Regions from separate parts of the Mus musculus genome. Here all the other regions are linked to region 4. The links are chromatin loops, found by intact Hi-C in ENCODE. Cell type or tissue: heart. All regions are shown on one strand.

Evidence for each region. A loop is a pair of places that touch in the nucleus more often than their neighbours do. Peaks named below come from ENCODE experiments on the same cell type or tissue, not always from the same donor. Only the 100,000 strongest peaks of a DNase experiment are listed, where the experiment ranks them.
Region 1: a loop joins it to region 4, with 3.0 times the contacts of the local background. A loop is called at or near these places in 8 of 42 quality-filtered maps.
Region 2: a loop joins it to region 4, with 4 times the contacts of the local background. A loop is called at or near these places in 3 of 42 quality-filtered maps.
Region 3: it touches region 4 in a loop (9-fold over the local background); 4 of 42 quality-filtered maps call a loop at or near these places.
Region 5: it touches region 4 in a loop (2.1-fold over the local background); 7 of 42 quality-filtered maps call a loop at or near these places.
Region 6: it touches region 4 in a loop (4-fold over the local background); 5 of 42 quality-filtered maps call a loop at or near these places.

The regions. Positions count from the first base shown.
Region 1 is chr3:55,352,157-55,357,156 of GRCm38, forward strand. The region is part of intron 3 of Dclk1 (doublecortin-like kinase 1); the gene reads left to right. Among named protein-coding and RNA genes, the nearest start is that of Gm9831, 49 kb to the right of the region's middle. In heart, a CTCF peak has its summit at 2,862; DNase peaks (open chromatin) are centred at 515 and 2,085; H3K27ac peaks cover 588 bases.
Region 2 is chr3:54,686,788-54,691,787 of GRCm38, forward strand. No RefSeq gene overlaps it. Among named protein-coding and RNA genes, the nearest start is that of Supt20, 5.8 kb to the right of the region's middle. In heart, a CTCF peak has its summit at 2,517 (motif pointing left); no DNase peak of the experiment used is centred here.
Region 3 is chr3:53,861,541-53,866,540 of GRCm38, forward strand. It overlaps Ufm1 (ubiquitin-fold modifier 1), which reads right to left and starts at 2,267. Exons shown (of 6, transcript NM_026435.5): 1 at 2,209-2,267; 2 at 2,074-2,130. The coding sequence starts at 2,210. In heart, no CTCF peak of the experiment used is centred here; DNase peaks (open chromatin) are centred at 2,261 and 2,561; H3K4me3 peaks cover 1,768 bases; H3K27ac peaks cover 1,500 bases.
Region 4 is chr3:54,805,271-54,810,270 of GRCm38, forward strand. It overlaps Rfxap (regulatory factor X-associated protein), which reads right to left and starts at 2,521. Exons shown (of 3, transcript NM_133231.2): 1 at 1,929-2,521; 2 at 90-197. The coding sequence starts at 2,405. It also overlaps the pseudogene Gm10254. In heart, no CTCF peak of the experiment used is centred here; DNase peaks (open chromatin) are centred at 1,991 and 2,571; H3K4me3 peaks cover 2,776 bases; H3K27ac peaks cover 1,755 bases; H3K27me3 peaks cover 281 bases.
Region 5 is chr3:54,753,704-54,758,703 of GRCm38, forward strand. It overlaps Smad9 (SMAD family member 9), which reads left to right and starts at 1,879. Exons shown (of 6, transcript NM_019483.5): 1 at 1,879-1,991. In heart, CTCF peaks have their summits at 1,881 and 2,538; a DNase peak (open chromatin) is centred at 1,798; H3K4me3 peaks cover 2,113 bases; H3K27ac peaks cover 2,327 bases.
Region 6 is chr3:55,112,281-55,117,280 of GRCm38, forward strand. Spg20 (spastic paraplegia 20, spartin (Troyer syndrome) homolog (human)) reads left to right here. Exons shown (of 9, transcript NM_144895.2): 2 at 4,704-5,000. The coding sequence starts at 4,706. Among named protein-coding and RNA genes, the nearest start is that of Spg20, 2.7 kb to the left of the region's middle. In heart, a CTCF peak has its summit at 2,971; a DNase peak (open chromatin) is centred at 2,561; H3K4me3 peaks cover 1,272 bases; H3K27ac peaks cover 2,704 bases.

The DNA.
Region 1 (5,000 bases), 550 kb after region 4:
GGAAGGCAAAGCTTGAATGTTAGAGAAGTCTAGGGAGGGAGGAGAGCTGGGTCAGGATAATTCTAGAAAATAGAAGAAAAGAACTATGAATAGAAACGAGAAAGGCACACAACAAAACCCCCTCCTCTCTGCCAGATATCCCCCCCTGGGACTCGAAAGGCTTCTGGTGGCAGAACACAGATGACAAAGAAAAAGGATTTGGAAAGCAGAGGTGGTTGGACTTCCTAATTTTCTGGAATTCTAGGGTAATACTGTGCCACCCCCTCGTCCTCCTCAGCGTTGCGGCTGGAGGAGAGACAGAGTGTCTCCCATCCACCTCGAGATGCCGAGGTCTTAGGTCATGTGAGGCTGTTGATTATCCCCCAGGCTCTGTTCAGCTCGGACCCAGGATGAAGACCACCCAGAGCCGGCTCACAACCATGCCGTCTGGTCTGAGGGGATGACTAAACGGTGGCCCAGTTTCGGCTGCCAACGTCTTTCAGAGGCCATGAGAGGACGCCAGCCCGGTTCGGTCTATGCTGTTCTTTGTCAGACTCTTTGATGACTAAAGATGTTTCTGAGCTAAAAGTCAGGCACCTCTCCAAGGGCCATGGACAAAGGGAACCTCCCAAGATGGTTCTGTAGTCACTAGTTACGAACGGTGTTGGCTCCCTGGTTCCGGCCTGGCACTAGTGACACCCAGTCATCGCACATGGAGTTTTCTCACGGAGTAGCTTGTCCTAATGGTGGTGATTGGTGACATTTTATAAACTCAAGGCCCAAGGATGTTGGATAGTAGAGGAGATCGAGTAAGCCAGATGGCTGGAGCCAATGCTGTCGTTTACAGCCCCTAGTTTCCTCTTGAGTGCAAATCCTTCATCTGAACTCTGCTTGTAAAGAACTGTGAAATGCCCAGGAGATGCAGCCTATGTTTGGCTGTTCTTGGTCCATGCAGAGCTCTAGTTTCCGGATATCTGACTCTGTCTTCTGGCATCCATGAGCACTGCAGACATACGGTACACTTAGATCCGTACAGGCAAGCAAGCCTATGAGTAAAATAAAAATAAATATTTACCAATAAAAGATACACAGACACTTTCTTGAGGCAGTGAACTGCATTACACTCTAACAGTGGGTGCACGCCCTACGCTTATGCAGAGCCACAGAATATGCAGTGCTGAAAGAGAACCTGGTGGAAGCCATGGATCACGTGACAGCATGTGGTAATGACGCGTCTGTGTGGATTCTTCATGTGTAGCAAACACACTGCTCTGCTGGAAGTGTCGCTAGGAGGCGAGGCTGTGTATGTGTAGCGAGGTTGGAACTGCAACTTCTGCTCAAGGTTGCTGCAAACGAAAGCTGTCCCAAACAATGAAAGCTTACCAACAAGAAGATAGTAATAAGATAAAAAAAAAATGAAATTTCATCACAGGTTACAAATGAATGAATCGTGAGGATATTATAGGAGGACAAGACCAATACTGTATGATCGGTTATGAGATGCCTGAAGCAGTCAAAGTCACAGAGAGAGAAGGTGGCCTGTGTCTGCTAAGGTCAGAGGAGGGAAAGAATGAGGAGGAAGTTGAAAGCTAGTTTCAGTTTCAAAAGATGAAGAAGTGTTCAAGAGATACAGTGGTGGTAGTTGTATAAATACGTAAGTAATAAAAATATTCATGATGGTAGCTTTTATGTGCTGAGTCTTTTACCACACTATAAAAATAAACGGTTTTTCCAGCAGACCCCAGACTAGGAGATTCTATTATGTCTCTGATGGCAGACTTTACGTTGGAACATTCTTTACTTGAGGTTAAAGAGGGGCCAGTGTGCTGGGATCCAGCAGGCCTGACGCCACTGCTGTGCAGAGAATCCTTCATATTTACTGCGAGAGGGACCCAGCGGCCTGCATGCGGTCCCCTCTGCAGAGACAAAGATCACTTTGAGCACTTACCGCGTGGTAACACACTGAAAAGGCTTGCTACGCTCCAGCTTCCCAGACTTGAATGAGGTAAATGACCAGGGCTGGCCTGCGGCCACCGGGGTTTGTTCCCCATGAATCAACACCACTTGACATGGAGCCGACTCAGCATCTTTTTCAAAGAAAGAAGTATCCTTTTGGGCTGACATTGCAGTGAGTCAGTCCTTTGGCACTGGAGTTGGAAGCAGGGCGAGACAGGGCCTCAGATGAGCAGCACAGATCTGAGGACCATGCCTTATAGATGCTCTTTGCCTCTCAACCTTTCTGTGTGTTTGCTTTCTGTCTGTCCTGACCCTGACCCCCTGAACGGGATGGGCTGGCTGAGGTCTCTGTGTCAGGGCTCTGTCATCCATCACTTTATGGTTGTTAGGGAAGGCATTTGGCATCACTTTGCAGCCATTGGCCCCTGCCTCCGCCATGGTCTGACATTTTGAACACCCATTTGCCAGGCTTCATTGTTAAGCAGAGCCCTGCGAAAGATTGGGGACAGGTTGGCTAATGATTAAACTCTGGAGGGCTCATGTTCCTTGTCTTTAAAACAACACATATGGATTTCACTTAAGAAGAGAGCTTTTCTGAGGACCCGAGAACCAGAGGAGGCATGGGTGGGGCTTCAAAGTCTCTGGACTCTGCACATGGGGAGTTCTTACTCTGGTTAGATTTTAAATTGTCAAGATTTAAGCTTATTTTATAACGCTTTAGAATACCCACATGATTCTGCTAACAAGTGTCATTTCGCAGTATTTCTTTATGAAGTGGAGCTTATAAAAGGTGGTGTGTGTGTGTGTGTGTGTGTGTGTGTGTGTGTGTAGAATTCAGCATAATTGCTGCAAGTCTAGCTTGACTTTTCTGGAGTTCTTCTGCCACTCTGTGGACAATTGTGGTATTACATGTTGTTTCTTCAAGCATCTACATTTTCTATTTTGTTATTAAAGTGGGAAAGCATTCTACTATGTAGCTTTCCCCCTTAGTTATAATCTAATATTAAGGATTAATAATGAAAACCAGCGCATAATAAAATCATCACACATTGTTTTAGCTAGGGTTTCCATTGCTATGAACATTTAATTGGGGCTGGCTTACAGGTTCACAGGTTCAGTCCATTATCATCAAGGTGGGAGCATGGCAGCGTCTAGGCAGGCATGGTGCAGGAGGAGCTGAGACTTCTACATCTTGTTCCGAAGGGAACTAGGAGAGACTCAAACAGCTAGGAGAAGGGACTCAAAGCCCACCCCCACAGTGACACACTTTTTTCCAACAAGGCCACACCTCCTAATAGTGCCACTCACTCCCTGGGACAAGCATATTCAAACCACGACACACATGGGCTTACTTGTTATATGGAAAAGGACAACATAAATCATGGAAATTCACTGACAGGTTCGAAATTGATGCCAATTTATGATAATTGTAGTAACGAGCCATTAAGGCCTCCTTTGAGGGACAAATGGCCATCCTGGTTCCTGTAATCTACACATCTGAACATGGTTTTGTGCTTGGGGTGTCAGTTGACAGCTCCTGATGGAGAACAGGGCCATCCTCTCACCAAGCACGGCTACGGGACTGCCTCTTCCCACCTTGAATCCACTTGTGGGAAAAAATTAAATGTCCTTCTGCCACTGGTACACCTCTGGGGTGATATCTGAAGTTGGATCTCTTCCTTGAGAATGGCAGTGTATTCCTGTACTTATTTATTGTACCCCTAGTCTCTGTGATTCAAGCTGATACCACTGATCCGGAATATTCCAGCCCTAGTCATTCCTTGTCCTCAGTCTCCTTGAACAGTCCTAGTAAGGACACCCAGTGGGGTCAGACCAGTCAGAGCTTATGTTGTCAGAACTGATCAGAGGAGTCTGAGGACAAAAGGCGGTTGAGTCTACCTTGTTTGGGGCAAGCACCAGGTGGTTGGCACGCCTGTCCCTCTTACCACTCCCAGTAAAGAGGCTCAGATATGAAGGCTGTGAACCGATCATGGTGTCGGCTGCTCTCTGAGGAGCGTCACACACACACACACAGGATTTGTGATGTTCATGGCTCTGTGCTTGGTTTCTGAAGGTCTACTGAGGAATGGCTGACACAACTTGAGTGCATGCATATCCAAACTACAGCATGCTATTTTGGCCATTTTATAAGATCTGGTGAGGGCCGTTGAATATTTCCGGTTTATTTCCCTAAATCCGGAGTCCATGAGGCTTAAACCTCCAGGTCACTTCTGAGGCTTTGCCTCTTAGCGCACAGGGTCTCTACTGATGAGCATCTCAGCCCTGCCCACCTGAGTCGCCTGCAAGTGTTACTATTGCTGTGCCCAGCAGTGGCTCGCTTCCAACCTCAGAGCAGTTGAAGGCATGGGAGGGTCTTTCTCATGGTCGATGCACTGTTACTTCAGGAGACGCCAGCGATCTTCTGTGCCTCCAGTCTCCATATTTGTGAGAAGGGCTGAGTGTCTGCTGCTTACCACCCACGCTTCCCATCTCCGATACCACTTCCGATCTAGTGTCTATTAATTCTTCATTTGTACACAGATGAGTAAACTTTGTTGAACACCATCTATCTGTGTCTGGTTCCCTCTCTCTTCCCCTCCTCATACATGAATGCTCACACAGCTGAGCACTTAGTAGGCCATCAGTATCACATGTCAGGTTGGTTGATTTGGCTAATTGAGAACCTACAAGAGGAAAGAATTTGCCAGAAGTGGTTTGGAGACTAGATGAGATGAGGAGAGGGCGGTCAGAAGGAGAATAGGGCCGGGCTGTGGCGAGAGGTGTCATTAGACATGTACCGGTGAGAATCAGTTTGAGGTGTGCCTATGGGAGCCACGGGGACAGCAATGGATGGAAACGCTGTGGAGTGGAAAGAGGTGGATCTCAGAGTCAGGGGTCACTGCTCATAGCAGAGGATTTTAAGTCTGCAGTTGGAAAAGGAGACGCCCCGGGGCAGGTGGGAAGAGCTTAATCAGGCAGAAGTCAGCTTTTCTGTGAAGGACTCTCACTAGTGGGCAGCATGGGAGTTTGCCGCATGCTTCTTATCATTGCGCCAAGTGGACCCC
Region 2 (5,000 bases), 120 kb before region 4:
GCTTTGCCTTCAGATGTTAACTAGCTAGTCAATGAGGCACAGAGCCTGCATGCTTGTAAAGTATACCAAAACTCTGTAAATGTATATCAGAGGAAAAGAATGTCTCTCAGGACTTTAATCTACTTGAACACTTTGTGAAGGAAAGGAACCTTTAACTGGGCCTGTAAACATGCATGAAATTATACAGAGGACAGGGGAGTGATTGCAACCTAGGAAGAATGTGTGGACTCAAGACACACGGAAGTGCTGCTAGCAGTTTCCTGACATGAGGTAGTGGACCGAAGAACCAGGGGTTGACTGGATAGCAATTGTCAATTTGTTAAGGCCAGAGGCTATCTTATGCAGGCAGGCCCGTGTCACGGCTTCAGAGTTTTAGAAGAGCCTTTTCATAGTCAGTTCTATCATTCAGTAGTCTTATTCACCCCCAAGGCGTCCTTTGCTCACACAGCTCACCTGTATACTTTGTAACTTTCGGTTCATTTCCCATGTTCATATTAACTCTTTGTGTGGAGGTAAAATTAAAGAGGAACTATATGTTGTTTAAATCTCAATACAGTTGTTTAATCTGAAACTACACACACACACACACACACACACACACACACACACACAATCTGACTCAGCCTCTGTTGTTGGCAGTCCATCTTTGTTTGGCTTCCTTGGGTTGCTATGCAAATATAGAGAACATTACTGCTTTGGGAAACAGGATTAACTAAAATCTAGGTGCTTAAACTATTCCCTAGCCCAATACAAACATGCCAGTGTGTTTATTCAACAGTCACTCCAAGGGCTCTTGATGGGCTATTTTGCTTCCCACTGTAGTTTACTCGTAGTAATTCCCCTTTAATACCCTATTAAATGAGAGCGAAGGTTTCCTTTTGTGTGTGAATGTTCTCTCTTACCACTGGCAAAATACAACTCTCTCTCTCTCTCTCTCTCTCTCTCTCTCTCTCACACACACACACACACACACACACACACACATTCTGAGTTTTACTTTGCAACAGGGTCTCACCATGTAGACCTGGCTGGTCTGGAACTCACTATGTCGAGCAGACTGTCCTGAAACTCAGAAGCCCTCTGCTTCTATGTGCTGAGTGCCGAAGCCCACCACTCATCCTCAGCTCTGCAATACGATTTCTCGTGCTGTCTACATGGTTATCAAACAGAAGTTATAGAAACAGAATTAACAGGTGCCTGGTGGGATGCTCAGCCCTGTCTAAGCACCCAGCGTGGCGGTGTGCGCTTGTCACAGCAGCTCTAAGAGACTGAGGAGAGAAGCCCCTGGGTTTGAGACTATCCTACATTTCATGGTAAGACTGTCTCAAAAAGCAAAACAGACACAACTTCTAATGTTCTGTAAACTTTATATTTATATATAATACCTCATTCTAGAACTATGAGCTTTCTCTGAAAAGTGACTGAAAGAGAAAATATTAAATTTTATTTTGGAAGATGGAGAAACTAGCAAAAGACATTGGAAATCACTGATAATTCATTAACTATCCCAGTAGCTGTTTTTTTTTATGTTTAAACAAAGTATTTACCTAACAAATTGTGATGTTAGATCATTTGTCAGTGATTAATTATACCAAAGGAGGTAGTGCTGTTTAATTCCAGTACTTAGGAGGCTGAAACTGCAGACTCATTAAGTCTGGGCTAGCCTGAACTACAAAGAGACCCTGTCACAAAAATTACTTTTAAAAAGGGCATGGATATAGCTCAGTGATAGATCTGCTTATATGAAGTAGGTCCTGGGTTCAATCAATTTTTCAGTACTGGAAATCAAACAACAAAATATCATATAAGATTTTTTTTCTTTGAGCTTTGAGATAGGATCTCTCATGTTGTACAGACTGGCCTAAAACTTGCTGCATAGCCAAGACTACCTTGAACTCCTGATCCTCCTACCTCCAACTCCTAAGTGCTGGGATTATAAGTGTATGCCACTAGGCCCTGACCAAACCCCACAATTTATAAAAGTGCTTCTGGAGCCAACTAAGACAGGACACACATCTGCAGCCCCAGATATTCTGGAGGTTGGGGAAAGATGATCAGAAGTTCAAGGCCAGTGTGGTACAGGCCTACAGTCAAAATAACTGGGAGGCTGAAACAGGAAGAGCAGAACTTCACAGCCCACCCACCCATCCATCCATGTATCCATGCATCCATGCATCCATCCATCCATCCATGCATCCATCCATCCATGCATCCATCCATGCATCCATCCATCCATGCATCCATCCATCCATCCATCCATCCATCCATTTTCTATCTATCTATCTATCTATCTACCTACCTACCTACCTACCTACCTATCTATCATCAATCTATCTATCTATCGAGGTTTATTCTATAAATTCTGTTACTCTAGAGAAGGACCCTGACAAATACAGGGAACTATCAGAAAACAATATTGTGTCAACCCTTCCTTCACAAGCCAAAAGTTAAATCTGTTATCACAACCAGTGCAATACTTATTTTTAAGTGAAGTCCTGACCTCTAGTGGCTACATAGAATAACCAGTCTACTAAATAATTTTAATGTCACGATGAGAAAATGACACTGCAACTTTCCTAATGAGAAACAATCAGTAAAATAAAATAAATGTGAAACTAATTGAACTTTTATTTTTAAAAAATCAACTTTGAGGCCAGGTGTAATGGCAAATTCCTGAAATGACAGCAGCTTGGGAGTTGGAGGCAGGAGGATCAAGAGTTCAAAGGCATCTACAGCTCTGTAGCAAGCCTGGGAGATCCTTCTGGAAAGTAACAGTAAAAACATCATTGACAAAATAAGGGTTAGTAAGTAGAAGGTCAGTGTGTGAAAATAGGGGCACAGACGGACCAAACCACACAGGGCCTTAAGTAACAGGTTCCCAGACCTTATTAGAAACCCAGACCTTAGGCCGGTCAGTGGTGGCGCACACCTTTAATCCTAGCACTTGGGAGGCAGAGGCAAGAGGATTTCTAAGTTCAAGGCCAGCCTGGTCTACAGAGTGAGTTCCAGGACAGCCAGGGCTATACAGAGAAACCCTGTCTCGAAAAACAAACAAACAAACAAGAAATCCTGATCTTAGCATAACTGACTCCATTATGTAATGCTCACATGGCTAAAAACCTGAACAAAGACCTAATCAACCACAGTCCATAGTTCTGGAAAAGTTTCTAAATGTACTTACCTTGCTTTTTGGCTTCTGCTTCTAGCTAACTGTTCATGTTAACAAGTGTGTCAACCCAGAATATGGTTTTTGTGCTTAAAAATCTGCCCTGAGAAAGGTTGGGGCTACACTGGGATCCCAAACACCCAGGATAGTGGCTTGTCCTGCTCATAAAGACTTTCTGTTGGCTTAAACCTGTGTCTTGAGTCTTCTCTGGTGGATATGCCATAACAATATCAAAGATGAGTTTATCTTGTGAACACCAGGGGCTGAGCAAAAATATTTAATATTCAAATATTTAACTAAATTTCTAGTACCCAGGTAATCTTGTATCCTCCCTGTTAATTACCACCTTTGTGGTCAGCTCACCCGGTATCCACACAAGGCCTGAACCAGCTTCATCAAGGTTCTGGACAGGGTCCCAAGGGAGACCAGGGATGAAAGAGAATGAAGAGATAACAAAAAAAGGAAAGAGTCAAAAGCTGGGCTCAGGAGGGATGCAAGGGCTGATGACCCAGGCCGTTACGCTTATTAACTGCAGACCTCTTTAAGTGGGGAGACAAAACAAGTCAAATAGAGAGCATCAGGCAGTAGAATTACAGGGAGTTCAGACTACCTCAAGCTCAACCTTAGCAAGGCACATTCTAGGAGGGCAAACCAAGTGCTTTACATCTCAGTGTCTAGAACATCTGACCACATACTTACGGACTGGAAGCCACGTGCCAGTTTCTGGACTATCTCAGGCCCTGGTGACAGTCCATAGGCCTTGGCTGGCAGGACCCTGCCTACGAGAGGGGGAAAGCTGCCAACACCCATCACCAAGGCCTCCAGGCAGTCTTCAATCCAGTCTAAGCCCTTATACATGCTGGTAGTACTGTGACTCCTCTCTCCTAGCCTTCACTTCACACTGAGAAGAATGCCTTGAATTCAGTGATAAGGACCGGCTACAGAGAGGCAAGACTTAGGGAGCAGGGGAGAAAATGAAACTCAAGAAAATAGCATGTAGCCAGGTTAGAGCTAGGAAGCCAAGCCTTCAACCACAAAACTGAGACACACAAATGTGGGGGCACTCAGGACATCAAGATCCCTGACAGTGACTGGCATCACTAGCACTCTGAGGGCCAGAGAGGGTGGGCCTCTGCTGGAACAGCTTTCTGTCTGATACTGTCTGATATTGATGTTTTAAAACTCAGTGTAGGGTTAGTTGTGGTAGTCTGCACTAATCTCAGCTCTCAGGAGCCAGAGGTAGATCAATTTCTGCCGTTTTAAAAACCAACCTGGTCTTTATAACAAGTTTCAGGTCAGCCAGAGCAATAATAATAACAATAACAACAACAGCAGCAGCCAGGACCTGTGCTGGAGCCTTGCTCTATCCTTATTGCAATGCTAGCCCAGTCCAGGTGGTGCAAAGGTACACTGTGAACCATGAGCAAAATAGCCTAAGGGCCAGAAAAACAAAAACAAAAACCAACCAAAAACATGATCATCAAATCCTTACAGAATGAAATCTGCATGTTTGCTGTGGTTTAATCTACCATTGTGAAAGTCAGCCGACATCTCCATTGCCAGCTACTCTGTCTAGGAGGTTATCTGTTGTACTCTCACGACTTCTGTTTCAGATCTAGGCTGTTTTGATTTCTGACACAAGACCAATGCTCACCTAGAGTCAGTGACAAAGTCCAGTGGAGACAGAATTGTCTTCATGAATGGCTTTTTTGTTGGTTTGTTTGAGGCAGTGTCTTGCTCTGTAAGTCCAGCCTGTAAGTCACTGTGTAACATACAAACCTTAGATTTGTGTCTCTCCTGAATGCTGGGATTACAGGCATGAACCACCATGACA
Region 3 (5,000 bases), 940 kb before region 4:
ACACATGTGTAGAGGGGCTGATAGAAGCCAGAAGAGGGCATCAGATCCTTAGGAACTGGAGTCATTGCCAGTTGTGAGCTAGGAATGTGGGTGCTAGGAATTGAACCTGGGTCCTCTGCAAAAGTAGCTGTGCTCTTAACAAACCATCTCACCTGGCTGGTGAGATGGCTCAGCGGGTAAGAACACTGACTGCTCTTCCAAAGGTCTTGAGTTCAAATCCCAGCAACCACATGGTGGCTCACAACCATCTGTAATGAGATCTGACATCCTCTTCTAGTTTGTGAAGACAAATGTTATAGACTTCCATATAATAAACCACCAAGCCATGGCTCCACCCAGGTTGGTAAAAGTGCAGACCATGGGCAGACAGACACTTAGATGAACCCTCTCTCTCTCTTCTTAAAGACACTGTGTCTTTAAGACGCTAGCCTCCAACCCAGAGAATTAGCTTGCCTTTGCCTCACAAATGCTGGGATTATAGGTGTGCTAGTATGCCCAGGAGGAGATCTGTCAGCAAGGCCAACTTTTCTATAGCCTTGGTCTATTTTATTGCTTCTCGTCTAACGTTTTAAAATAAAAATGTTAAAGGCAGTGTTAATTAAGTACAAAAACCAGACACCTCTCTAGCAGAGAAAACGTTTCTATTTGTCAACACATAAAACATCGATGTCATATAACATTTGTAGGGCTAAGCCTGGATTTCTCTTCTCAGAAGCGCAGATGAATTTTTTGTGCTAGCATTTTTCCTTCCAAATGTTAATTAATAACCTAATCCTCAGTAGAACAAAGCAGGAAGACTGTAGAAAGGGGCTTTCCCAACAGTAGCTATGTGCTTTCTTGTAAAGGCATGGGAGATGTTTACGGGCATTCCATAAAAGTGAGAGGCGTCCCCTCTGATTTCTTTTGAATGGTGGGAAAAGGAGCTGTGGAAATTTTGAAATAAGACAAAAATACTTTCTGTGGATAGGAAAATGAGAAAATTTAGGGGAGCACAGTCGAGTGCCAGTTATGAGGGTTTCACATAAAACTCATCAGCACTATTGTAATTTCTTCAGGAACAGAGTTAAGTGCAGAGAACATAAATTTGGTTTTTCACCAAGCAAAATATTCCAAGCTATCAGAGAGGTGGCTATCAGATTCCTGGGAGTTAGCAAAGAAACGATCTTTAAAAAAAAAAAACAAAAAACAACAAAAAAAACCTAGACTACAGACTTTCGTCTGCACACGAAATGAGTGGGTATGGCACTAGGGAGGCAAAAGTGACAGAAAACTTTTAACTTTTATTGTTGAAGGCACACTGCGGTACATCATCCAGAGGAAGAGAATACAGCCATCTGAAGACAACCGTTTAGAATGAGCCCTTACGGGAGAGACGAGGGATACGTAGACCATTTTAGACATGGAAAGATAAGGGAACCACAGGCCACGAGGCTGAATGGATCACGGGTGGGAAACTTCAGAAAACGATGACAGCTGCTCTCAGCTCAGTTAGCTGGGCCTTGGTGCCACCAAACCCGTCATGAATGAAATCTATGGAAACCCTGGTCTGTCGCAGGTTAGCATAGGTCTTCCAGCTGCAGGAACTCAAAAGGGGTCAACTTAAAAATCATACTAAGATGGAGCTGGGTAACCTGTGTTAGCCATCAACTGAACTGCTGAAGCACAAGGAAGGGCCCAACAAGGACACAAGGTCCTACACCCCCATTTCCCAATCCCGCTAAGCACTTTTTATAAAGATCCAAGTGTGTGTGACTGGGAGTTCAGCACCTAGGCACCCAGTCGTTGTGTTTATACACAACAAAGCAAAAAAACTGAAGTTAAGAGTGTTCGGGTCGGACCTGTCAAAAGTCCAGACTTGGGAAGTCCTCCCTAACTTCCGGTAACAGCTGGTCCAGGTAAAGACCTTTAAATCAAGTAAACGGGTTCCATCCTCGTCCAACCTTCTTCCCGTTGCACCTGCCCACCCAGAGCGTTGCGAGGGGCCACTGGCTTTCAGCAGAAATGCCGCACCCTTCCTCCTGTCCCCCTCTGTCCCGCCAGGCCCGGCCAGCTCCAGCCCTGCCTGTCACTCACACTTTGTACGGCAGCCGCGGGTCCGACGTCAACGTGATTTTAAAGGACACCTTCGACCTGCCGGAGAGAACGAGAAGGCGTTACGGTCGGGACCGGCCACGGGGTTAAGGCCGGGACACAGGGACGGATACTTACATGGTGGAACCGCCTGACACACACCGCGCCCAGCCGCCCGCCGCGCTTCCTTGATGGCCGGCAGCGGGGGCCTTCGCGGCCCACGTCGCCCTCCAGCGCGGCTATCCACACAGCGCCTGAAAATTGTGTCGGAGCTCACAGGCTACAGAAGGCCGATAGCCCACAGTTAGACATTTCATTCTGAGTGTGTCTGTATCAAGTTGAAGTGTAAATGGTAGAGAGAGGATATGTTTCTACTTTTGGTAGTTCACTGACACATTTTTAGTCAGGCAATATAAGGGATGTCAAACAGAGCGGCCGCTAGGTCCCCACTGGCTGGTTACGGCGGAAGTAGGGACTGAGTCGAAGCCGGACGTGGCGGCGGAACTGGGGCCGGGACTCAAGGTCCGGGCGGATGAGGAAGCGTTGCGGAGTTGCTAAGCAACCTAGCAGCCGGCACAGATAGATACTAGAGAAGCTGGACTCAGTTGCTTTAACTAACAACGTTCTTTGATCTTTCTAGCATTTCTGATAATACGATTTCCATCCGTATTAACCTTATAGTTTTCTTCACATACTTCACACTTCACTACAGACTTTTTAATAATTTCAAAAGAAAGTTATCACGATAGAATTATGCTGAGATTCCTGTTAGGGCCCAGAAGAAAAAATTGTATCCTAGCACTAGCAGGTTTTGGAGGGAAAAAAAAATCATTACTATATCCCGTTGTTCTTGATGTGTCCAAATAGACTTTAACTCTAATGCAAGGTTGCCAATCAGGTACATTTGTTCAGCTGACCAATGAACCTTGTGTACAGCAGGCACTAAACTAAAGGCTGAGCTCACTGTGTACACCAGACATAACCAAAGGCTGTGATCCCAAGCAATCAGGCATAAGTCCTTTAGCATCTGTCAGTCGGTTGGATTTCTATCGTGAGAGGGGAAAGCTGTCTTTCATCTTTATCACAATGTAAACGCCAAGATAAGCATTCCATCTCACAATAACTATACCTTTAAAAAATATATACTGCAGTAAGTTGATGAAGCCAGAAATAGGCACTGAACCAAGAGGAGACCCAGTCAAACTTTAGAATGACAGGTGGATTCTTCATGAGAAATCCTGATAGATTAGAAGCTCCCTTAAGAACATTGGAACTACATCTCATCTTTCCTGTAATGTTTTCTATAATGGTCTATAATGTTTTCTCCCAAAGGTGAGAATTCTGGTGCTGACTGTAAGTAGCACTCCAATATTCTCCTGCTGTATGCCATGTAGTGAATCCAAGAGACATATACTGACTTGTAGATATGGATATCAAGGCCTGTATCTTCTAACAGCTAAAACTACATAGTTAATGTGTATGACTAAAGTCTTGTCTCTGAAGACAAAATTACCTGTCTACCCGTGCCATCTATTGAAATAACACAAAGTTAGAATACAAATTTTGGTTTGTTTCTAAGAATACACATATATTTTAAATAAAATTTGTATCTGCTCAAGTATGGAACTATGTGACACAACGCTGAAAAGGACACCATAAGTCTTGGATGGAAAGTCGTCCTGGCAGTCCAGAGCCAAGGAATACCACAAAGTCACACTACACAACACACTTCACCCGGGAGATTCATTGGGAGGGGAGAACCCAGGAGGGTGGCTGCCTCTGCTAGGATGAGAAACAGACAAGCAGCAGAAAACCCGGCAAAACATGGGGTTGGTATAGCGTTTCCTGAGGGGTGAGATGGGGACAGAGATTTCCGGGGTGGCCTGGGATTGGAGGAAATACATGGTCTGATCTTTGGGCGAGCTCAGGAATTGGTGGAGGGTTTTTGTTTGTTTGTTTGTTTGTTTTCCCTTGTAGTAGGGCTCCTAGCTATTCTTCCTCAGCGTTGGGATTGGCAGCTAAGCCCAGTAGGGAAGTGTAGGTGCCAGGCCTGCCCCATCTCTGGGGAAAGGGCTTAAGAAGAAGTCTGTGAGCATGGCAGGGACAGCCCTCCTGCCACTCAAGTGGGCATGAATAGTCAACAAACTTACTTTGTTCAGAGTTTCTGTTATATGTACACAACACAGTGACTACAAGATTCAACCCCAAATGGTATGCAACTTCAATAGTCAGATGCTAAGGCTACTCCAGAAATACCGTACTGCATCAAAATAAAATCGAAGGCTCCTAAGACACACCTGAGACTGGAATGTTACAGGCAACTTTAGAACAGATTTTGGGAGGGGCATATATGAGCTTCCTTCCAAGTGGCTCCACCTCTCCCCTAACCAAACCAAGCTGCTGATTTAAGTCCCCTAAGTTATGTATGTGTCAGTTGTTTCTTGTGCTATACCCCATGTTTGATAGTCTATAGTCTGGGCCTCAGTTTCTCGCTTGGTCTACTTGCCCTCTTTCCTCTTCTCTTTTCTTCTTCCTCTCTTGACTCTCCCCACCTCTTTCATGACCAGGCTCAGTCTAGACACATCCAGATGCCTCTAGCTGAACTCTCCCTTATATCTACAATAAACTCCTTGTCTTCAACAATACCTAGGTGTGGTCATGTCTTCATTTCCACTCAATTATCAAAAGATAGTGGGAAGCACCTATTTGTGGCTGTTTAGAATACTCTTTTCCATTTTAATTCCTCCACTGCCACCACATGTTTGTGTCCTCAAGAATGGCCATCTCTAGTGCCCTGAGAGTTTCCCCTTGGTTCTAGAAAGAACACTATAGAGTCATATACATTCAATGTTTTGTGTTTTAAAAAAGTTTATCAAGTCATTTTCAATTGGCAAATTTTATAACAAAAGGATCCTCTAATTTGCTGAAAA
Region 4 (5,000 bases):
CAGTGACACAATGCAGTTCTGGAAAAACAGTTCCACTGAAAACAAGCGGTTTTCACTAACAGATCTACAACCACTCAACAAGCACTTACCAGTCTTTTCTGATTTAACACTTGCTCTAGAAGAGTAGGTCTTGCAGGGCGATCACCAAAGGATCCTGTTCTCTGTTTGACAATGGAGAGTATGTTGTCTGTGCTTTCCTGGGATCAAAGATAAACATTTAATACGGTGTTGTAATCCACAACAGCAGGTATTTCAGTGATAATGAACATCTCTCTCTTTGATCTTTCTCCTTTTTTAGGTTCAGGTTCTGTGGAACTTTAGGAAGGCCTGTAGATAAGTCACAGGTACTGGCAGTCATTTCTAAGTAAATGCCCTCCTCCCTGCAGGCACCCTCCTCCCTGCAGGCTTCCCAATCTAGGATCTGCAGTCTCTTGCAAGGTCTCAAACTGAAGCTATTTGGGCAGAGGGGAAGTTTAAATACCTGTGGCCTGTTTTCACTGTTGCAAGAGAATGACAAGTGACACCGAAATCTCACACGGAGCAATCTTTAGTCCAAACAGTCTGCCTGCTTTTGGACAAAATAAATTAACTCAGAGGCAATCTACTGCTAATGAGATACTGGATTCATACCTGATTCACACCCACAAGAAGAGAGAGGCAGTAAAATACTGGTTACAGAAGCAAACAGCTTTCAGAGTAAACTGGGTGGAAGGGGCTAGAAATCACAGCTAAGAGGCCACCACTACAGAGCCAACAGGCAAATTCTGCAACAGCAACCTGTCCCCGAGACACTGAATCCCATTTCAAATTAGTAATGCTTAATCCCATATATGAATGAATCTAAACACTGAACTTCTCCTCACATAAAAGAATGCTGCTGAAGTTAAGTGAAACACTCTGCCTCTGGGAAAGCTTTGGCCTTTTATCTACTGGCTTCCGAGTTGTCTATTAAAACATCCGCGTCGCACCTTTATCGTGAGATGCTTAGCAAACTTTTGTTATAAGAAGGTTTCCATACATACATGTTTTAGGTCTCAAAATATTAAAAACTCTAAAAGAGGATTCTAGTATCACAAAAGCGAAGATTTTTTTCTTCTTCTAACTCTCCCCAGTTACCCTATTTATAGGACCGCTTCCTTTACATACACAGTACATGGAATGCTATAGCTGACTTGACTGTAGAGAACCTTATGTCTTCACAACTCCAGGCCTTGCACTGTGTAGGTAGGATAATGCTAATACCACAAAAATCAGACGTTTATAGTAGCAATAATTTTGAGTCATCTAGGCCAAACTTCCACAAATGTTAGAAGTTCCCCTTCAAAAGGAACTTCTGTGGTAAGGAGTCTTTCTACTTTTTACGGGTTTTGTTTTGTTTTTTAAACAGCTCTAATACTTAGGTGGACTTTGCTGGGTCTGAGCTGAAATGCACACCACTTATAATTTTCACCTAACCAAAATAAATCCGAAGAAACACTAATTGGGCATTATCTTAAGGGCAAAAGACGAGGGAGCCGAGACTTAAGGGAGATGAATAATGGACCTAAATACAGACAGCTAGCAGCAGAAGCCCAATTGCAGGGCACTGGCGTCTCTCTTCCAAGCTTGACTTGAATCAAGCAACCGAGCAACGCCCATGTGTGCTGTAAGTTACTACCCCACTGTCAATCCAACTTTTCTCAGGGGCCAGGGAGTCTAAGAAAAAAAAACAAAGTCACCAAAGTTACAGAAAACCAACAGGGTGTGTCAATGTGCCGGATGCCTCGGGGTAGACACTGGGAAGGGTTTACTAAGGAGAGGTGTAGATCACCTCCAAAGTGCCCATGTCAGCTGGAGCAGAGGATGAGCCCTTGGGGAGACCCTGAGTGTGTACCAAGTAGGTTGGCACCCATCTGCCCTGGCCCCGGGGCCCCGAGGAGCAAGCATACCTCCAGTTTGACGTTGCCTGTGCTGGCCGCGGACGGGCCGCCAGAGCCCAGTGCCTGGTCGCTCTTCTTCTTCTTGTACTTGTCCTTGTACATCTTGTTGCGGTGCTTCTTGCACATCCAGGGCTTGCGCTGCTTGGCCACCTGGCTGGTGGTCTCGCGGCAGCCCTCGTACGTGCAGGTCTTGGAGCCTCGCCTGCGCGCTGCGCCGCCACCCTCCGCGTCCTCGTCCTCCAGCTCCTCCGGGCTGGCCGCACTCTCGCCGCCGCCCGCCGGGTCCGATGTGTCCAGCAGGTCGGCGTCGTCGTCCCCCGCCTCGTCCTCGGCGTCTGCCGCCGCCTCACTCCCCGCCAGGCCCGGCCTCAGAGCGCCGTCCGCCTCGGCCTCGTCCTGCCGCATCACCAGCACCGTCACCGGAGGGGCCGTCCGGGGACTGGCGGTGCTCGGCCCCGAGCCCTCGGGCACAGCCTGCGCCTCCGTGCTGCCGCCCGAGCCCGGGTCCGCCACCGCGGCCCGTCAGCTCTTGAGAAACACAACCGTACTCGACAAGCGGCAGCCCGCCGCACGTCCCGGAGCCGAACCGCCAGCACTGCACTGCGCGTGCGCCGTAGCGGTCCGCGAGCCTCTGCTTGGGAACGGCGAGAGGGGCGGGGTTGAGCAGGTGCGAGACAGAACCGACTGCGCCTGCGCGGCGGCCATCCGCAAGCGATTCCTAGGTGCAGGCTGACCAAGAACCCGGCTGACAGCCGGTCGTGGTGGCGCATGCCTTTAATCCCAGCACTCGGGAGGCAGAGGCAGGCAAATTTCTGAGTTCGAGGCCAGCCTGGTCTACAAAGTGAGTTCCAGGACAGCCAGGGCTACACAGAGAAACCCTGTCTCCTTCCAGGCGGGGCGGAGCGGCTGACAGAAGTCCCGATTGCGCATGCGCAGCTGTCCTCCGCTCGCCTGGCGCTCACCAGTTGGAAAGACTGGAGAATGGAGACTGGAGGACGGCCAGGAGACACTTTCTGCCTGGACCCATCCTCCCTGACGGGTTCAAAACGCGTCTCTCCTGGAACGTCTCTGGATAGATTAGGTTCCCGAGAGGCCTGAAGAGGAGTTTGAAACAACTCGAGGAGGAAACGGTTTATTTGGCTAATGCATCCCAGTCAAGTCCCATGGGGACATGGAGGAAAGCTTGCTCACAAGCTCTGGTTCGCCTTAGGGTTTCTACCCAGTGCGGACGCTCCTGCCTTTTCTGACATTCCCAGTAATGAGATTGTTGACTCATGTGACAGTTCTGTTTTTATTTTCCCCACAAGCTGCTCTCTGTCTTCCATAGTGGGTGCTCGGGTTGGCGTTCACACTAGCAGTGTAGGAGAGGTCCCTTTTCCCGTATTCCCCCAACCCCCGCCAGTGCTCGATAGATATCTTATCTCTGATAATAACCGTTTCATCTGGGATGAGATAGATAACACTGTTCTTCAGGATTAGGGATGTATATTACATACACCTGTTGGTCTTTGCATGCTTTCCTTTGTGAACCAACTACATCGCCCATTTCAATAGGATTATTAGGTTATTATTATTGTTATTACTTATTTTTATTACGTTTGTTTGAATTCTTTTCTTTCTTTTTTGTTTGTTTTTGTTTTTTTGAGACAGACAGGGTTTCTCTGTATAGCCCTGGCTGTGCTGGAACTCACTCTGTAGACCAGGCTGGCCTCGAACTCAGAAATCCACTCAGAAATCCACCTGCCTCTGCCTTCCCAGTGCTGGGATTAAAGGCGTGCGCCACCACGCCCAGCCTTTGTTTGAATTCTTTATTTGTTTGTTTATTTATTTATTATATGCAAGTACACTGTAGCTGTCCTCAGACACTCCAGAAGAGGGAGTCAGATCTCCTTACGGATGGTTGTGAGCCACTATGTGGTACCTTTGGAAGAGCCGTCGGGTGCTCTTACCCACTGAGCCATCTCACCAGCAGACATTCTGATGTTAACTACTCATCAAATGTAGCTTGCAAACATTCTCTCCCATCTTCGACACGGTGGGAAGCATGGCAGTGTCCATGGTGCTGGAGAAGCGGAGAGTTCTACATCTTGTTCTAGGGCACACAGAAGACTCCCAGGCAGCTAGAAGAGTCTCAAAACCCAACCCCAAAGTGATGCACTTCCTCCAACAAGGCCACACCTTCTCCCACATAGCCACACCTCCCAGTAGTGCCATTCCCTGGGCCAAGCACAGTGAAACAACCACATGCACTAATCTTAGAGCTCACTGATTGGTTAGTTTGACAAACTCTGTAAATCCAGCAGTAGAACCTGCCCCATTCCTAGGGTTGCAGACATGTATGACCATGGTGGGCTTCCGAATGGGTGCTGGGATGAAATTGTGGTCCTCATTCTTGGAAGGCAGCATGTTACCCATTAAGCTTTCTCTCCAGTTCTCTCTCTCTCTCTCTCTCTCTCTCTCTCTCTCTCTCTCTCTCTCTCCCTCCCTCCCTCCCTCCCTCCCTCCCTCCCTCCCTCCCTCTCTCCCTCCCTCCATGTTTCTCTCTGTCTCTTTCTTAGTGAGGTCTTGGGAATAAAATGTATGTTATAATGCTTGCAAGGTAAACTCTTGAGCAAGGAAGCCACCTCTCCATCTTACTGTCACAGATTTTTACACAACTCTGTTTTATCTATCACGCACCTAGTTTATAAGATTACCTTTATCCTAGTATTGTTACAAAAAGGCTTCATTTTTTGTACCACTTACATTTATCTTTGATTGCAGGGTAATTCTGGATTTATGCCATTTAACTTTTTTTTTTTAAATCAAACTTGTTTATTGTTGCTTTTTGCCATCTGGTAGCATTTTACACACAGGCTTCGATCTTCAGAATACCCTGGATTCAGTAGAAAAACCTTTTAAATGAAGTTTTTTACAATAGAAACTTCTCAGCAGTCAAAATTTGGACTGTAAAAAAATACATGCAAAACATACTTTTCTGAAAACACTTAACTTTGAACAAAGCACCGAACTACACAAATGCAGAATGAAAACAGCATTTCAACTCCACCAAAAGTAGTCATCATAAAAGGTGTAAAAGTC
Region 5 (5,000 bases), 52 kb before region 4:
AGATGAGGTCACTTCATGGCCATCCAGAGAAGGAGCCAGGGTACTTATACCCTCTTCAGTTTTATGTTGCCAGTAAGGGAAACTTCTCTAACAAACCACTTCCCAACACTGCCACTCATTGGAGCCCAGGCAGGTGTGTTTCATACACAGATTTGCAGGGTACTTCGGAGCCCAGCTGTAGCACTGTGCGTCTAACAGATGTGGGCAGAAGTAGGAACAGCAAGGATGCTCACAGTCTTCCCAATTGGTATATTCTCCCAGAAAATTTTAGCTGTGCTTTTTTTTTTTTTTCAGGTCCCTAACCAAATTTATAAGGGAATTACCACCTCATCACAACTGTTGACAGTCTGGTTTCCTGTGCATTTCTGTAACACAGTGCTGTGGTGGAAGAGAATTATGTTCCTATTATATGATTAAAAAAAAAAAAACGCAGAAGAAGATAGATTAGAGAGGAGAATTTTTATAACCAGGGTGGTCAAAAGAATCCATCAGCGTGTGTTCTTCTCCAGGGCTGGTGTTTGCCCTTTCTTGAATCCCACCAGGTCTTACTGTTTTATCTCCCTAACCTTTAGGGAGTAAAGTCCAGAAAGGGCAGAGGACACACAAAGGCCCGTCCCACCCCTACCCCTTCCTACATGTCTCTTGACTTCTGTGAACTCACAGCCTCCATTGTGGAAGCTTGAGCCTGCTTAGCAGAGGTCTTCCAACAGTTTGTGCTTCTTCCGAATCTGATTGGATCACTTCTTTCTTTAATATCATTTCTGGGAGGGGGGTGGAATCCCTGAGCTGCAAGGTATCGATTCAGAGAACCTAATTAGTTTACTTGCCTCTAAATATACACAAAGCACAGCCCTCTTCCAGCCCATGGCTTGGAACGTTCCACCACCACCGGACAGTATTTCTTCTGGGGTTTCTTCCTCTCCAGGTCAATCAGAAACCTATCATAGCTCGGTTACAGCAGGGTAGATGAGCCAGGTGTAGAAAGACACTTTCGATTTGAAGTTAAAGAGGCATTTAAACTTCTGCGATCTGTTTTTACAAGCAAGGCCCTCCTAGGCTACACTTGGATGATGATGCAAAACTACCCGTGTTCCAGAAAGCGGAGGTTTGAGGATTAGAAAAAGAAGTTCAACCGAAGGACCTTCGTTTACATTTCAAAGGTGCCTTGGCCTCTTAGTGGACATTTGTGTTCTGGGGCTGACTGAGGTGGCCCTGTACCATCCTCTTCCTCTTGGAAGACCTATAAGGAGGTTTGGTGAGGGATCAAAGGCCTTCGGCATACCGGTGCCACTTTCCAAGCGGCTTTTCAGAGGCAGGCAACCTAGGAGATAGCCAGGCCACTGGGCAGGAAGGTTCCTCGTGCCCATGATGTATATCATGAGTAGATTAGGTAGCATGTATTCTACGCTGGATAAGAAATCACAACCTACATATTATAGAACTGGTTTGAAACTCTGCTTGCCACTCAGCTCGTTTAGATGTTCTTGGGCTGATGCCAGGGCCAGTCATGCCTCAGAGGAACAGACAGCCAGTAAGCGTGGCCTCCAGGGACCAGGACTCTGCGGTTCAGGAGACAGGCATGGTTGGTGGTCCTGTCTGCCTCTCCTGGAGCAAGGGGAGGGGAGGACAACCGCCCCCCTCCCTCTGCTGCCTACAGCCTGTCCAGGTGGGAAGGACATTTTCTGGGGATGACCCGGAGACTCCTCTGTCCCTGAAGGCTCTCTGCAGGCATGATGTGCAGAGCGGGCGGGTGCGCGGCGGGGCGGGGAGCGTGGCGCGGCCAGGGCGCTTGGCCCCTCCTGGCTGGGGCTGCGCGCACGGCCGCCTGGCGCCCTTCCAGCGCGGCGCACTCACGCGGGCGGCCGAGGAGGAGGCTCCAGCCTGACTGACGCCTCTGGAGCCGCTGTCTCGGTCCCGCCGCCGCCCGGCCGACCCTGCAGCTACCGCGCAACCGGAGTGCGCGGGGGGCACGCGTGGCACCTCTCGGACAGGTAAGCGCTGCCATGCCGCGGGCGTGGGCACTCGGGAGGCCCCTGAGGTCCCCAGGCGTGGGACTTGGTTCTCCGTGGAGAACCTGGGTGGTGTCTGTAGTGTGCGAGGGCTCCGCGGCATCCCAGCACCTGGGACCTATGGCGCGACGCGTGACCCGGGGCGTGGGCAGGGATGCGGGATGCGCGTGGGCCGAGTGCAGAAGGATGCACACTGTCCTGTACCCAGGGACAGGCGCCCTGGAGCTCAGCTCCGGGAAGTAGTCCTTTGCTGCAGAGCATGACAGTAAAGAGGCTAGTGTGAGTGCGTGTAAGGTAGTTATTGTGACTCTGGGGGAGATTTTAAAACTCCAGGGCACCCTTGGCTACGAAGCCTTATTTCATACTCATGTCATTTTTTTTTTCCTTCTCTGCTTACCTTTGAGGCATACACAGTGAGAAAGAGAAGAAAAAAAGTTAGGAATGTTGAGTGTCTGTAGCTGTTGGGTTGTGTTTGTCTTCTCCTGGGCCTACCATTGGGTGCCAGCGCTGCGCAGACAGGAGGGGGCGAGGTGGGGACAGATGCAGGCGACTGACTGACGCCGGCCTTGTGGGAGGCGTGTGGGGAACCTTCTTAAGGGTGGCTAATCGCTGCACTTCTTACTCCCTCCCCTCTCTCCCTCTCTCTACCATGGCAATTTAAAATGATAGTTTTGAGGTCCTCCGTTAGCGTCAGCCTATCTCTGGACTGGAACTGGTCCTCCTGAGAAATAACCTACAAATGAAGTGGATCTCCTTTTGGAAGCAAATTGTATGTAATTCGGTCAAATGCACAGCCACAGAACACTAGGAATCATTTTTACTTTTATGGCTTGCTGACGACGTTCTGTAAAAATGTAATTAGCAACGGGAGTGGAGAATAACGGTAGTCTTCGGCCCTTTAAATCATTGCCGCTTCCTAGGCCACTCCTCGGGAGGATTTGTGGTTGTGAAATGTGCTAGCATGCCTGTCAATGAGAAGGAATGCCTTCGGATGTTTACACTTAAAAAACTATTCATTTATATTTTAAAAAGGAAATAAAAATTCAGCCCTAGCACACTCTCTAGCAAACGACCAGGATTCAATGCTCTGCCTTTAGAAAGCCAGGAACATGAGTTTAGATCTGTGGTTGATTATCCAAGGACATCACAGTTAAGAAACCGGTGTGGTAGTTTATAAATAAGGAACCTTTAAAATATGCTAAGATTATCAAGGTGTCAAGTATTTCTGAAAACAGACTCCTTGGTGACAAGGCAGCTTCCTGCAAGCCAGCCTTTTCTGAGTCTTTCCTGACACTGAGGCCCCCCACTTTTATGCTTGAGTGGTTGGCTTTGTCGGGTTGCTCCCCTCTCCTCCCCTCACCCCCCTACCCCCACCCAGTTTGAGCTATGCTTTGGAGAATGTTTGCCTAGTCTGGATCCAGCAAGCTCACTTACCAGTGGAGTTGTCTAAAAATCAGAGACAAATTAAAGTTAACCTTAAGCACTTGTCAAGTCTTTTAAAGTCAGCATGAGGCACTTGGTGTTTTCTTTATCAAATATTTCTTTTGCTTTTACTGACATATTCCCCAGCTAATGGGCAAATCAGAAAATATTCACTGGTATAAACTTCTGTGTCTCTGATACCCTAAGATGTAGGAAGAAAAAGAAGAAACATTTCTATTATAGGAAACGTCACCCCAGATATCTAAGCATTGAATAAATGGTAAATTTGTGTATCTTTTCTGGCCAGGTGGCCAAATTGGAGGAGGAGGAGAAAAAAAAAATCAAAGAAATTATTCTTTCGTATGAATAAAAGAATTCAATATCAGTTTTACAAATAATTGGGTTCTGATGGGCGAGAGTGCAACGTTCTTTGCCGAGTTGGAGAGAGATGGTCACTGGCGAATGAAGGCAGCTGATTCTATCTGACCTTCCCTCCCTAGTACAAGAAAACAATTTCATCATCTTGCTTTAATATGATCTAAATTATACTTACCCAGGGTGGGAAGGTCAGAGTTATGATATAAATATTCTTGGGTTTTATTTTTTTTTTTGAAACATGGCATTAAATCCCAATGTTTTGACAGAGCTTAGCGTAGACTTCTGTTTATTCTTGTGCGTACGGAGGAATCCAGAAATGGGTGTATCCAGAATAAACCAGCAAACTGGGTGTAGGTTGAAAGCACGAATCTCCTCAAATTGTTGTAATTCTGGGCCGTTGGGTTTTTATTCCCTTTATTACCGTTGTTAGTGATTTGGAAAGTTGCCTAAATTTTATTTCGATGCTGTGAGCAGACAGGAGGGTGTTGTGTTAACCTGAGGGGTGTTTGTGTAAGAACAGGGACATAGAAAAATAAACAAATATTCCCTGGCAATCAACTAACCTTTAAAAGCAAATATTCCAGTAAAGCATGCCTGTGCCAACTAAATAAAGTACTTAGGATTTTAAGAGTAATGCCAGCATTAGATGTTATCAGGACCATGCAAACTGGGTTTTCGTCTTCATGTGTCTTCACCCTGCCAGCACCCAGCCTAGGTCCCCTGGTCTGCCTCATACAGGGTGTCCCTGGCCAGGCTTATTTTCCCATGCCTCCCATTGGGGTTACAAGAGTGAATTACAGCTTCCCACGCAAACCCAGACTTTCCTTTTATCGGCCTATTTCCTTGAACCCAGGCTCAGTCTCAGAATGCCTTTCCCTCTGGCCTCACCTCCCATCAGATCCCTATATTTGCTGGACACCTCCTCATTTTGTCGGCTCTGCCCAAGTGCTATAGTCACGGTCACGGACTTTTCTCAGACAACCTTAGTGGTGGGTATGTCCTCCGAGCCTATGTCGCTTTGCACAACGTGCTCACCTATTTCTTCCTTATTCCCTCCTTTACTGTTAACTGCAGTGCTTGGCTCAGGACTTAGTCAATAAATATTAATTAAATGAAAAACTCTCTTTATTGAACCCGGGTCCCTTCTGAAATAAAATCTATAAAAGCATTTCACCCACAGACTAGGTCTTA
Region 6 (5,000 bases), 310 kb after region 4:
GAGGGCGTCACGCGGGGCTTTGTGAGCCGGGTCCACCCCGGGACGCCCAGCGGGGGTGGGGGCTGCGGCCCGGGTCCAGGCGGCATCTTGCTGAGAGCCCTTCTGCCAAGGAAGTTTCCAGAAGTCCTGCTGAGGCTATTCCAGCTAGTACTGAAGGAGCCTTCGCCCATCTTTCGTCTCCTACAGCTCTGGCCCGGGGAGCGGCGCTCAGGTCCTAGATCCTCCTGCCCCAGGAACCCGCGCATCCCTGGTGCTGGCCCTCCCATCCTTGGTCCCTTCTTATCCCCGGCGCTGGTCCTTCAATCCTGCGCCCCCGCGCATCCTTGGTGTGCGTTTACCTATCCCTGATCCTCGCTTGTCCCTTGGTTCGGATCCTCCCATCCCTGATCTCTGGTGATCCCTAGTGTGCGTCCGCCACTGTTCCCTCTCCAAACCCCACTGGCTTTCTTGCTCCTCTACAGCTTGTCCAACGTTGGCAGCTGAAAGCGCCAGGAGCCACAACACTGGCAGTGAATGGAGCGGGCATTGGTAATTGGGATACAAGTTTACTGGCTTCCAGCATCTCAAAGGACCCCCGAGGCCTAACTTTAGGTCTAGAAAAGTTTTCTCTGGGAGTGTGTGTGGTTTTGTGAGGCTACTTTATTGCTCTAGTGTACGGCTGGTTCCGTTATTCCCCATGGTTGTGGGATTGCTTAAGGATCCTCGAGATTTGCTTTGTTGTATTATAAACGGAACGGTTTTTGATCGATGAAATGACCCTCGGATACCTAAGAATTTAGCAACTGTTTTAAAATTTTCAGAAGCAATTAAGTGAATAATGAGTGCTCCTAGTTCTGAGGGAACTGGTCTTGGTTGGTGTGCCTTCCTGATGGTCTTAATTGTGTTTGTGGAGGACTTGTTTGAAACAGGAAACCTCTGTATTTTGAGGAATGTGGTTTGTTGCCCACGTGGTGCGCGGTACAATCTGAAACATACAGTTCCCAAGCAAGAAAGAATTGTTGGAATGGTTCTAGAGTTGAACCCTCCCTGACAATCAGTCCCCCATGTTCCCGACCCAGATAGGAGGAGTGAGGGATGTAGCTTAGTACAGTATGCTCAGTATAGTTGATCATGAAATATTGTACACGTCAGAGAGAGACGAAAATCTGCTACTTTCATTTTAAAAATGTTATATCTGGGTGATGAGTAAATTAGCCTTATTTCATCATTCTATATTTAAATTAAAAGTCTGAATAATGGGACTGGAAAGATGGTTCAGCAGTTAACAGGTTATCTGCACTTGTAGAGTACCCAGTGCCCATTTCCAGCTTCACCGGAACCTCCCCTCCCCCACATATGCATAATTAAAAATACTAAAAAACAAATATTAAAAAATTAGAATAGTTCAAAAATCAGACTTCACAATCACTTTGTACCCTATAAATGTTAACCTGCCAGTATATAATCTGAATAACAAACCCTTCCCATTCCCCGTTTTGTAACAGACCAGGCATGCTGGCATCAGAACTCCTGTTGCTGGCTGTTTCCCCATAAGCACAGTTATTTGCTACTTTCTCTGTCGTGGAATAGAACTGAGTTTCCAAGTATTTTTAATCAGAACTTTACTTCTGGTGCAGAGTGAACCACATACATAGCTGAGTTTAAAGTAGGTGTTTCTTACATCTTTTATTAGAAAATTTAAACAGGAGTGAGGACACTAACCCTGAGGACCTGAGTTCAAAAACCCCCAAACCTGTATAAAGGTATAATCTCTGCCCTCATATTGGGAGATGAGAGGCAGAGACAGGAGACTCCCCAGAAGCTAGCCTTGTCTACCAAACAGGAAAACACAAACAAACAAACAAACAAAAAGAAGCAAAAGACCCTGTTTCAGACAAGGTGAAAGACCAGGACATACACCCAGTTGTCCTCTGACCTCCCCAGGCCCCAGGGCATGTGACTGCCAACATTTTACAAGCAGAGATCTGTATACACAAGTGAGAGAGAGAGAGAGAGACAGAGAGAGAGAGAGACAGAGAGACAGAGAGAGAGAGAGACAGACAGAGAGACAGAGAGGGAGACACAGACACACACACATAGAGACAGAGAGAGAGGGAAACACAGACACACACACATAGAGACAGAGAGGGAAACACAGACACACACACAACAGAGAGACAGAGAGAGAGACAGAGACAGACAGAGAGAGAGCGTGAATATGTTTAAAAGTCCACCCTTGTTATCTAGAGCAGGTATTGGTTCGTGACTTGGTGATTGGACTGTTAAGCTAATGAAAGCACTGTTTATTTAGTACTTTCGATTGGCACTCCACTTTCTTGTAACCAACATTGAGAATTAAAGCATATGAAATCATTAACTTTTCAATCTTTTTGAGACATTTGGTAAACAGTTTTTTTTTAGAGTTTTTTTTTTTTTTTTCCACAGTTTTTTTTCAGTGCCCAGATATGCCTGGGCACTGCTTGATTCTCTGTTTATTCTGAGCACATGAGTCCAGCCTGCTGCCCAGAAGCCAAAAGCCACAGAGCCATGGCTGCAGCCCAGCGCTTCATAGATGGCACTGTCAGAAGGTTACACTCTCCTAAGTTCACGCCTTCTTGTGCCCCAAGGGAAATGAAGTATGGAATGTTTGTCCTGTGGCTTCTGAGAGGAAGGGGTTGGAATCCGTGGAAGCCTAAGGCATTATGACACAGCAGAATAGATTGCAAGGAACGTGTGTCAGCAGTGACCCCAGGATAGGACAAACATGGGTTTTTATATTGCCACTTGTATATGCTAGTTCCTGAATTGGGGGCTGATCTTGTCTTGTCCACTGTCTTAAAGTCCACTCTATTGGCTCGTTTTTCACTACTAGGAAGTCTCACTACTAAAGTCTGTGGTGCCTTCATTGTGTAGAGTTATAGAAGCACTCTTCTATTCCTTGATGTTTGTTTTGGTTTTTTTTTCCTGTCCTGAGAAGCTGTAAGGAGTCCACAGTGACCAGCAGGGGCACATGTGACAGTTGACTGTTAGCTGTCAGACATATTGGACTTGACATAAACTCTTAAGTACAGTGTAGGCTGTCTTTCTAAGACATGACACAAAGAAAAGCAAAGTATTTACAAATCATTTTTATAGTGGTTACAACTCAGAATAATAGTGTGGCTGTATTTGATAAATAAAAGCTATCATTAAAATTTCACCTGTTTCATTTTACTTTGTTAGTGGTTCCTGGAAAATAAAAATTAATTTTGTGGCCCCCAGTGTAATCTTTCTGGACATGACTGCTGCAAAGCTTTCATTTATTTGGTAAAGTAAGTAATTCAGCTTCACTATATACATGAAGAATTAACTACTTTTGTAAGCCAACCTGTCTCCCTTCCAAGGCAGCTTGGATCAGTCTTCTGACCCAGTTCTTAGTGTTTCCTATCTCTCAGTAGCATACTAGTGTTGCTCCGTTTTGCAGTGCAGTCATGGGCACTGCAGTAAAGACGAGGTTTTTACCTCCTTCATCCTCGCACACAAACTTTCCATCCTGTCTTCCTGTCCTCTCAGGGTGGTGTAGTGTAGTGTGTCATCTGCTAACATCAAGATGCACTATTTTTAATATTATGGCACTGAAATAAAACTGAAGCAGGGTGTTCCCCAATTACTCTCTTGGTTTTGTTTGGCATCTGTCTTCCCTGGAGTTACTAATTGTTTTGGTTTTTATCACTGTAATGTTTCATTTTTACTAATAAAACCCCAAATTCTCCCAGAATTGTATAAGTTTTTCCTAAAACTTAGGAGCACACCAGACACTGTCAGTTTCTGTTTCCGGATGCTTTCTGGGTTACTTTCCAGTCTAGCTCTGTCACTTTGTAACTACCTTGGGAATTCCAGCTTCAGCTTGGGATTCCACTCACCACGTGAGAGGGTAGGAAGTGTGTAAGACACTGTCCTGAAGCCTGCCTGGCGCGGCAGCCCGCTCGCTCTCCAGCCTCTGTCACAGCTGTTGAAACCTGGGAATTTGTGCTTCTGGTTTTTGGATTTATCTGTTCTCTGTGAGTTAATCCCCTTACTCTTCTGTCCGTCATTTTTCTCTATTCTGCATTTCGGAGCATTTTAGAACTCACATTGGGCTTTCTAAAAGAATGTCCGCATTTTATTCTTATTTCCTGTTGTTCCTTCATTTCATTGCTCTTCATTCTGGGCATTTTCTCTAACTTTATAAACTCTCTATCCAAGCTATTTTATGTGTAATTTCTAAAAGCTGAATATGTTCCCCCCCTTAGGGCACATGTATATCTTTGTTTTATGGATATTCTATTGCCCCCCCCCCTCTGGTGTATGCATGCGTTGGAGACCAGAGGTCAGTGGGTGGTGATGTTCATCAGGGGTTGGTCACCATGTGGTTTGGTTTGGTTTGAGACAGGCTCTAGAACTGTCTTGGAGGAGGTAGACTAGCAGTCTACCAATGAGTCCCAGGGATCCATCTTCTCAGCACTGGGGTTAGCACTCAAGAAGAGGCCCTCCTGAGTTTGGAGCTGACCACTGAGCCACCTCTCCTGCCCTCTTTACTGCTACCAATAACATTTATCAACTCACCACGTACTTATTGGGTGCTTTCTTTGAAGGGACAGAAGATAAGAGAGGCCTCTGTCCTTGAAATCTATTCTCATAGGAAAGAGGGCTAAGTACACTGCGAGCTAACTGGTTAATGGCAGGTGATGATTCTTGTCTTGCAGAGATGGAGAGAGAACCAGAAAATGGAGAACCTGCTGAAATTAAGATCATCAAGGAAGCATACGAGAAGGCCTTTATGTTTGTTAATAAAGGACTGAACACGGACGAGTTAGGGCAGAAGGAAGAAGCAAAGAACTATTACAAGCAAGGAATAGGACACCTGCTTAGGGGCATCAGCATCGCGGCTGCAGAGCCGGGGCACACAGGCCCTGCGTGGGAGGCTGCCAGGCAGATGCAACAGAAAATGAAGGAAACGCTTCAGAACGTCCGCACCAGGCTAGAGATCCTGGAGAAGGGCC